Linked DNA regions of Homo sapiens: region 2 is linked to region 1. Evidence: read pairs that join two places in POLR2A ChIA-PET (ENCODE). Cell type or tissue: B cell. All regions are shown on one strand.

What was found. ChIA-PET counts read pairs that join two places held together with the same protein. Peaks named below come from ENCODE experiments on the same cell type or tissue, not always from the same donor. Only the 100,000 strongest peaks of a DNase experiment are listed, where the experiment ranks them.
Region 2: POLR2A ChIA-PET joins it to region 1 with 6 read pairs; 4 of 35 experiments call an interaction of 5 or more read pairs at or near these places.

Annotation. Positions count from the first base shown.
Region 1 is chr4:101,598,878-101,603,877 of GRCh38, forward strand. No RefSeq gene overlaps it. Among named protein-coding and RNA genes, the nearest start is that of BANK1, 190 kb to the right of the region's middle. In B cell, no CTCF peak of the experiment used is centred here; no DNase peak of the experiment used is centred here.
Region 2 is chr4:101,139,636-101,144,635 of GRCh38, forward strand. All of the region lies in intron 2 of PPP3CA (protein phosphatase 3 catalytic subunit alpha), which reads right to left. Among named protein-coding and RNA genes, the nearest start is that of MIR8066, 99 kb to the right of the region's middle. RefSeq lists an enhancer at 1,639-1,788. In B cell, no CTCF peak of the experiment used is centred here; a DNase peak (open chromatin) is centred at 1,896; H3K27ac peaks cover 590 bases.

The DNA of each region.
Region 1 (5,000 bases):
AGTTACTTTATTTTTCAAATCCTTATTATCTTGTTTGCTTCCTTGGGTTTATCATTATTTCCCGCATTAGTCAAGGTTCTCCAGAGAAAGAGAACCAATATTATATATAGATATATAGAAATATATTCATTATGAGAAATTGATGCATATGATTATGGAAGCGGAGAAGTCCTGCAGGCTGTCCCCTGCAAACTGGGGGCCGAGGAAAGCCAGTGGTGTAATTTCAGTACAAACTGAAGTCCTGAGAACAAGGGTCATCAGTAGTGTAAGTTTCGGAGTCCAAAGGCCCAAGAACCAAGAGCACTGATGTCTCAGGGCAGGAGAAGATGAATGGCCCAGCTCTAACAGAGAGAGCAAACTCACCCGTCTGTTTTTTTTGTTGGGCCTCACCCACATTGGTGAAGGCGATCTTCCTTACTCAGTCTATTTTCTTCAGAAAACACCTTCCCAGGCACACACAAAAGTAATATTTTACCCCTATTGGGCATCACTTAGATTAGTCAAGGTGACATAAAATTAACAATCACATTATCCAAAGTGTTTTATAGAATATTGGCATCTTCTATCAGGAACTCACCTGAGCAAAAATGCATATTCAACTAAAGAAGGGAAGCTTCTGACTGTTTATAAAGATAAAATGCTCTGTAAAGTTTTTGTAACCAGTCTATGAAATGAACTTGTAAAATTCTAATACTTAAGTGGCCAGTTGTCCCCTTGAATATTGGAGTTTTTGTGTTTATGGGCAAAATACGTGGCGGTAGTTTCCCAACATTCATTTGAAGGCTTTTGTTTGGCCACAAAAATCAGTAAAAACATATATTGTAGTTGCACTTGAAGTTTTCATCAATTGAGCTGATGAGAAAGCAGGTGGTTACAATGAAGCAAGACAAGCCTTAGATTGCTGCAGGCATGACTCACTATGAAATACAAGTGAGCAATATGTAAAAGCAGCAAAGAATTGAAAGGATGGAATAATTTCATATTTCAACACAAAAGATTGCCTAGGATTTTTTCCTATTCAAAACGGGAAATATGACCTTCTGTCCTAGCTCATAAACAAATCTATTCAACATTTGCAGCATGCCTGCTTCTTCCTGCATTGCTGAAAATGTATCCTACAGTCTCGAGAGAGCATGGTGAGATTAGGCCTAACAAATACCCTAATCCCTCCCTGACCATTTGAGAAGAATCTAAGATCCCCACATCGTACTCCTGTTACTGCAGCGGTTTTCAAAACTCAACAAAAAGCAACTGGTTTTCTTTTTTTTTTATTTTTTTGAAGGAAAGTGGAAGGTGTACTGAGTGAGATATGAGTACAGAGGGGGCTTTCATGTTGCAGGTGTGCCTGAGGAACTGCGAGGCAGAAAGTAGAAATATACATCTAAGGTGAATTAAGTCAGAACTTTGAATGTCTGGCTGCTGGAATCTTCATGGTACTTAAGTCCCTTTATAATAAGTTAGCTCATTGGAGAATCATGCTATCTTAATGACCTTGATAGTCTTAATGACTTTTAGAGATTTACTGGCAAATCACCATTAGCATGAGGAAATCCCCATTAATATGAGGAAATCCTCATGTGATAAGGCATAGGATTATGTTTTAAGGCAAAGGCTTCTGAGTCAGAAATACCTGAATTGAAATCTGGCTCTGCAGCTTGCTAGTTGTGACTTCTTAGGCAAAGTCTGCTCGCTTAGAACTGGTATAGGTCCTAGTTTCTTCATGGATAAGATTAGAATCATAATAGTAATTGCCTTTTTAAGGTTATTTGTCGGGATCATGTGAATTAATGGATGCAAAGTTCTCAGCACGGGGCTGTGCATCTAGTAAGGTCTCTTGCTACTAGCTGTTCTGTTGGTGTTAAGAAGAGAAAGTACTGAGAAAAGTCCTGGCATTCTGGTTCTGTTAGGAACATTGTTAAATTGTCAAGGTAATTATCCTCTTTGAGCTTCATGTTTCTCATCTGCATAATGAAGGGATTAATTGGCTGTAGTTCATATGACAAACAGTAAGAAAGTATATAATAGATTGTAGTATAATAATAACATTTATTGAATAATATTTTGCTGGGCACAGTGGCTCATGCCTGTAATCCCAGCACTTTGGGAGGCTGAGGTGGGTGGATCACCTGAGGTCAGGAGTTCAAGACCAGCCTGGGCAACATAGTGAAATCTTTTCTCTACTAAAAATACAAAACAATTAGCTACTTGGGAGGCTGAGACAGGAGAATCACTTGAATCTGGGAGGCAGAGGTTGCAGTGAGCTGAGATCTCATTACTGCACTCCAGCCTGGGCGACAGGGCAAGACTCCGTCTCCAAAAAACAAACAAACAAAACAATAAAAAAAAAAAAAACTATTTTAAGCATTTCACAAGCATCAACTCATTTAATCCTCATAACAACCCTGTTGTTATGCCAGTGAGCAACATATGAAACAACACAAGGACTGTTGTTAATGCCCGTGTTATAGATGAGGAAATTAAGATGGAGCAATTAAGAAATTTGACACACAGCTAGTAGTGGCAGATCTGTAATTAAGTGGGCCAAAAAGTAGAAGTATAATATGATCCCATTTTTGATAAAAGAAACTATCATATATATTTTTATATACAGTCATGCCCTGCATAATAATGTTTTTCTCAACAATGGACCAACCAAATGTACAATAGTGGTCCTATAAGATTTTAATACAACTGAAAAATTCCTATCACTCAGTGATGCTGTGGCTGTTGTAATGTCATAGTACAATGTTGCAGTGTCATTATTGTAGTGAGGCTGGTAGAAACAAACATACTCTGCCGCAGTCCTGTAAAACTGTCACACATACAATTATGTCTGTGCATGATACTTGATAATGATAATAAATGACTATGTTACTGGTTTATGTATTTACTATATTATAATTTATATAGTTTTTTTAGAGTGCATTCCTTCTACTTACATACAAAAAAGTTAACTGTAAAACAACCTCAAGCAGGTCCTTCAGGAGATATTCCAGAAGACAGCATTGTTATCACAGGAGATGACAGCTCCATGCATGTTATTGCCTCTAAAGACCTTCCAGTGGAACAAGATGTGGAGATGGGAGACAGTGACATTGATGATACTTACCCTCTGTAGGCATAGGCTAATAAGTGTTGGTGGCTTATTTTTCTAACAAAAAAGTTTAAAAAGAAAAACAAATTAAAGTAGAAAAGAGCTTATAGAATAAGCATATAAAGAAAGAAAATATATTTGTGGCTCTGCACAATGAGTTTGTGTTTTAAGCTAAGTGTTACCACAAAAGAACCAAAAAGTTAAAATTTCAAAATTTATAAAGTAAAACAGTTACAGTAACCTAAAATTAACTTATTTTTCAAGAAAGAAAAAAATTATTTAGCCTAAGCATTTATAAAGTCTAGAGTAGTATACAATAATGTCCTAGGCCTTGACATACACTCACCACTCACTCACTGACTCACCCAGAGCAATTTCCAGTCCTACCAGCTCCATTCATGATAAGTGCCCTCTACAGGTGTACCATATTAAAATTATTTATACTGTATTTTTACTGAATTCAATGTTTACATACACAAATCCTTGCCATTATGTTTCAACTGCCTACAGTATTCAGTACAGTGACATGCTGTACAGGTTTGTAGCCTAGGAGCAACAGACTAAACCATATAGCTGAGCTGTACAGTACATTATATCATCTAGGTTTGTGTAAGTACACTCTGATGTTTACACAGTGACAAAACTGCCTAATGATACATTTCTTACAACACATTCCGATTGGGTGTGTGTGTGTATTAGTCCGTTCTCACACTGCTATAAGGATACTACCTGTGGCCGGGTACGGTGGCTCATGCCTGTAATCCCAGCACTTTGGGAGGCCAAGGCAGGTGGATGACCTGAGGTCAGGAGTTTGAGAACAGTCTGGCCAACATGGTGAAACCCCGTCTCTACTAAAAATACAAAATTTAGCCAGGTGTGGTGGCATGCCCCTGTAGTCCCAGCTACTCAGGAGGCTGAGGCAGGAGAATCGCTGGAACCTAGGAGGTGGAGGTTGCAGTGAGCTGAGATCATGCCACTGCACTCCAGCCTGGGTGACAGAGCGAGACCCCTTCTAAAAAAATAAAAAATAGAAATAAAAAAGATACTACTCATGACTGGGTAATTTATAAAGAAAGGGGTCTAATTGACTCACAGTTCCACATGGCTGAGGAGGCCTCAGGAAACTTACAATCATGGCAGAAGGTGAAGCAGGCACATCTTACGTGGTGGCAGAGAGCGTGTGAGAGCACAGGATAGACAACCATTTATAAAACCATCAGATCTTGTGAGAATTCACTCACTATCACGAGAACAGCAAGGGGAAAACCTCCCCCATAATCCCATCACTTCACTGCCCTCTCTCTGCATGTGGGGATTACAATTCAAGATGAGATTTGGGTGGGGAACAAAGCCTAACCATGTATATCAGTTACATACATATGCACACACATATATAAAATAGTTGGAGGGATTTTTCTCCAAAAAGTTAAGTGAAATATTTCTAAGAGGTAAAATGTAGGATGACCTTATGTTTATTCTCTTTGATTGCTGATACTTCTAATTTTTCTACAGTATAAATAAATTTGAATAATAAAATAATTTTATACCAAAATAAATAGGTTAGACTAGATGAGCTTTTAGGTTCTTTCAGAAAAATAATGTTTTGTGATTCCACATACTAAATAAAGAAGCAGGACATTTTTTGTTGTAGGAGGGTAGACCTCCCTACCACCTGTCTCTGGGAGATTCCAGGGATATACCTACACACAGAGTGTTACTGTTGTCCGTGCTGTGGGAATCAGGAGAATTGTTGATGTGGAAAGACTGTTACTCTGTTGTGACTTCATTGCAACCTGAAGCTCGCTCTGCCTCTGTGCTGGTTTGCAAAGCAGCAGTGGAATGACAGGAAGGGGCTGGAAGCAGTACCCACAGTGTGTTTAGGAGAATTATTATTCAGTGGCACACA
Region 2 (5,000 bases), 460 kb before region 1:
ATAAATTTACAAAGTGGAATGGATCTTCTACCCAAAGTGACTTTTGAGGGTTTTTTTTGTGTTTTTTTTTTTTTTTTTTTTTGTCGTTGTTGCTGTTTGTTGGGTTTGCTTGTGTGCTTTTGTCCTGTAACTACTCAATAAATAACACAAAAGATAAAAGGCTTTGAGAACCTTAACTCTTTTTTCTATTGGCTTGGGGTGTAAATCCACTGCAACAACTATTACTACTTGAAAAGATATGCTAGAGTAAATAGAACAATACAGTTAAATTCACCTGAAGTCTTTAAAATCTTTTTTTTTTCCGGGTATTTTTAAGCCATGTGGCAAAAAGGCATTACCATACAATTTTAGCTGTTGGTAACAAATTATCTCTTTTACATTGCTTTCCCAACTAATTCTGCATAGCACTTTCATATTTTACTAGAATAGTATTATGACTAGAAGTGAATGATTAGCATAAAAATTCTCTAAACTATTAATGAATAATTTACATAGCAATTTTTAAAAGGTAATTCATAATTGTCCAAACATCACTCTCAGTTTCCTAAAGGAGATTACTTGTGAAAACACTCATTTGTCAGTTTTAAAGTGGAACTCATCCTATATTTCTCTTTGCAATTTACTCTTCAAATTAAACTAGATTTTAGTGTATATCCATGCTGAGTTCTGAGTGCAGAATTCAGCACTAATGACTTAATAATATTATCATTTTCAAGATACTGGCCTTTCAAGACACAGATCTCAGCAGCCCAGTGCATGCCCTATGCAAACACTGGGCCCTGTAATGACAGGGAAGTGCTGGGAGATTTGATCAGCTCTCCTCAGCAGCACTTAGAAGATTAGTCATGCAATATTAGGCCTTGAGGACACTTTCTTTTCCCCTCTTCTTTCCTTTATCAGTATTATCTTCTCTGGGTAAGATGCATTACCTATGTGATTCAGAATAAGATGAAAAATTGGGCCCTAATATGTTTATATTTTTACTTAAGAAGAAGAAACTCAAAGTCCTTTTTTTGAAGTCATTTTTGGCAAAAGTCAAATGTATCTGTGACCAAGTTATAAACATTGTGTTATGGACAAAGAGAAATGATATTAGAATTATCATGCAGAATGACTGCAGGTGTCAAAAGCATTCCCAATATGTGTACACAGTAACAGAATTATGATTCTGTCTCTCCATCCACAGACACTCATTTCTTTGAGTCACATGATTGAATTTAACAGAAACAATATTATCTGTTTTTAGTATTCTACCCACATAAAGTAAATTAGTGGGGATTTGAGCTTAAATTATCTATGAGATACTTTTCACTAGTAGTACATTTCATAGAATACTGAATCATTTTGATTACTTGCTCATGAGTCAAAAAAGAGGCTAAAACATAATGGAGACAGAAATAATACTTAAAATCTAAAGATACCATAAAACCAATGTTTTATTTCTCTGCTCAAAACCCTGCAGTGGGCCACACATGGTGGCTCCCAGTACCTTGGGAGGCCGAGGTGGGTGGATCACTTGAGGTCAGGAGTTCGAGATCAGCCTGACCAAAATGGTGAAACCCCGCCTCTACTAAAAATACAAAAATTAGCTGGGCGTGGTGGCTCATGCCTGTAATCACAGCTACTTGACACGCTGAGGCAGGAGAATTGCTTGAACCCAGGAGGTGGAGGTTGCAGTGAGTCCAGATCACGCCACTGCATGCCAACTTGGGCAAAAGAGAGAGACACTATCTCAAAAAAACAAACAAAAAACCCCTGCAGTGTCATATTTGAATTGTGTTATGGCCCCCACTCCTTCTCTAACCACAGCTTCCCTCTCTCCTAGTCATTAATTTTGCTTCGGCCACAGTGGTCATGCTCTCCTAAAAATACCAGGCCAATTCTTACCTCACGTCCTTTGCACTTCCTTTACCTACAGAATTATTCCCCTTAAACATGTCCTCTGCTCTCCTCTTTATTTATTGAGTACCCTACTGAAGAGTTATTTCCTCAGAAAGGTCTTCCCTGATCCCCATCTCTTGTATTTCCTACCTGACACTTTCTATCTCTTCTTTAATATTCTTTCACAGCACTTGTTACAACCTCACTTATTTTGTATTCTTTAAATTTACCAGTTTCTTTGTCTCTCCCTACTAGAACACAGCTTCCCAAGAACGGAGACTGTTCACTCCTGCATCCTGACTTATTAATCAGTGACTGCCTCAAAAAGTTTCTTAATTGAGTGAACGAATGAATGTATAGGATGGGTGATACAAAGGCTGAACTTACACTTATAACACAAAGTGGTAAATATAATCTCAGATTCCACTTAGTTGCGGTACAATAAAACTTAACATTAGCATGTCAATGGAGGATGATAGGAAAAGGCACTCCAATCGTCAAGCATTTCACACCATTTAGAGGAGGAAACAAGGTAAAAAAAAAAAAAAAAGAAGAAGTTATTGTGGTCTACCACAAATTATCTGTTTGGATAAAAATAATACATAATACAATTAAAGACACCAACCAAAAATTAGCATGGAAGCAAAGTATACTAGAAACGGTAGACTTTGCCTTCCTGAATAGCATTTTAATTATCTGTACAGAAGTAAGCATTTTATAAATACTAAATTGGACTTCCTGTAAATCTCATCCCCAGGAGCTTGAGGAAATAGGATAACTATTTGTCTATACCTGACTTTGACATACAAGGAAGAGCTGCTTAGTGAATCAGAAAAGATAAGAAAATCGTGATATCGGCAGAGTAGTGGAGACAGTGAGAAAGAGGAAAGCTAAATACAGCCCAAAGCTACATTATAGACTTTCAGAATGAATAGCAACAACAATAATGATAATATCTATCAATCACTGAGTGTCAATTATGGGACCAACACTATACAATGCACCCTACATGCATAACCTCCTTTAACCCTCACAACCTACTCCACCCACCCGCCCCAGCTTTTTTGTAGACACAGGGTTTTACTATGTTGTCCAGGCTGGATTCAAACTTTCAGGCTCAAGCGATCCTCCCACCTCAGCCTCCTGAGTAGCTGGGACCTAGAGGTGTGAGCCACTGAGCCTGGCTTCCCTTCTTTTCTTAAAACAAAGTAAACCTTTAAAAACAACTGTCATAATTAATTCAGGTAAGAAAATAGACACTGGAAACAAACTTGGTAAACATCTTGTAGAATCCATTTTTCCACAGCAAGGCAGCTGGGGATTCCATCATTTTACAGTATTTTTGCTAATATTTAATGATCAGGGAGGCAACAATACTCAAGTGAGGAGTGGCATTTTCTGGAACTGGACTGTGCAAGGCCTCTTTGGCTATATACCTTAATCCCTGTGCTGATCTCACTCTACTTTTTGCCATGTCTCTGGTCAGTTCTCTTTCCCAGCCACCCTTTCAGGAGGTTTCTATACCATCTCCAGGTTTCTCCTTAGCCTTCACTTTCAGCACATAGTTTAATTTCTACCACACAAGTAAGAGAGAAAGTGGGCTGGGATCCACATTCTCTGTTTTCTGGTTCTCTACTTCCTATGTCACGTCACCCTTTCTATCTTCATACTTTTTCTTTCCTTATGGTCTCAGAAGGTCTTTATTCCTACCTAAAGCTAATCAGTCTGCTAGTATTCTCATGACTATTTTCTCAAGGATCACACTCCATCATCAATTATTTACTCCCTTTCTTCTATTTCTAACTTCTTTTCAAATGGTTTCTTTCCCTTTGCCTATAAACACTTGAATGTCTTCCATGGTCATAAAGTTTTCCCTTGTCTCTCTCATTCTCTGTTGCTACTGTCATATAGCTCCTCAGTCAAGCTACCTGAAAGACTAGTCCACCCTGAGTATCTTCCTTTTCCTCACTCTCCCTAATCACTCTTGATTCACTATAATCATAATGGCCTTGTCCCAGGCCATTCTATTCCATTTCTATGGACATATTGCACCAGTTACTTCCTAACTGTCAAACCCAGCAGGTATTCTTGAGTCCACCTCTCCTCAGGTTCCACTAGACTATTGTTCTTTCTCAATCTCTGTGGCCCCACTTCCTTTGATTTTTCATTAATTGCAGGCATTATCCCTGGCTTTGTAATCTCATCCACTTGCATGATTTTACCACTGTCTACACAATGATAGCTCCAGAGTGGTGTCTCTAAACCAGATCTCCCAAATGAACTCCAGAGAAATTACAAACAGCTGTTACAACTGGGTGGTTTCATTTAGGTGTCACATAAAATGCTCATATTCAGCCGATTTAAAATGAATCCATTGCCTTCTTGCCCAAACTTGTGCCTACATACACATCCTGTCTTGGATGATGGCATCACCATCTATCAAGTCACATAAACCAGTCACATAAACCAGGGAACTGAAAATCATTCTAGATTTCTCTTTCCACTCATCACCCTCCTTCTTTAGACCCCAAATCTTAAATATTTATTAAAATCCTATCATCTTTACCACCACTGCTGTTGCCACTATGTCTGTCTTGGTTCAAGCGCTGTCTGGACCATTACATGAAGTTTAGATGGAATTTCTGCCTTCAGCCTTGCTCCCTCCAGCACTAACTTCAGATTCATGTCCAAGTGAATAAAACATAATAGTAACATATACCACATAGGATCAAGTCTTTTCCTTACTAAATACCCTTTGGAATATACGTATATACTAAAAGCTTAAAGTACTTATCCTTAGCATAGGGGACTTTCCTTGACAAACTCTCCAATCTCTCTCCTGGCACATTCCCTCAGCTGGAAAATAGTATTGCAAATATATCAAGCTAAAACATCCCTCTGCTCCTTAGGACACATTTGAATGCCTAGAATGCTCTTTCCCTAGCCCCTTTTGGTCTCGGTAAGCTGCTATTTGTCCTTCAAAATCTTTATCAGAAGTTACTGCCTTTTGATCTGTACCCACAAAGTTATTCACTTTGAAGTCTGTTATTCCCTGCAAATTGTTCTTGCTTTACACATGCATCATAATTTTTATAATAGACTGATTTCAGTCTGTCTCC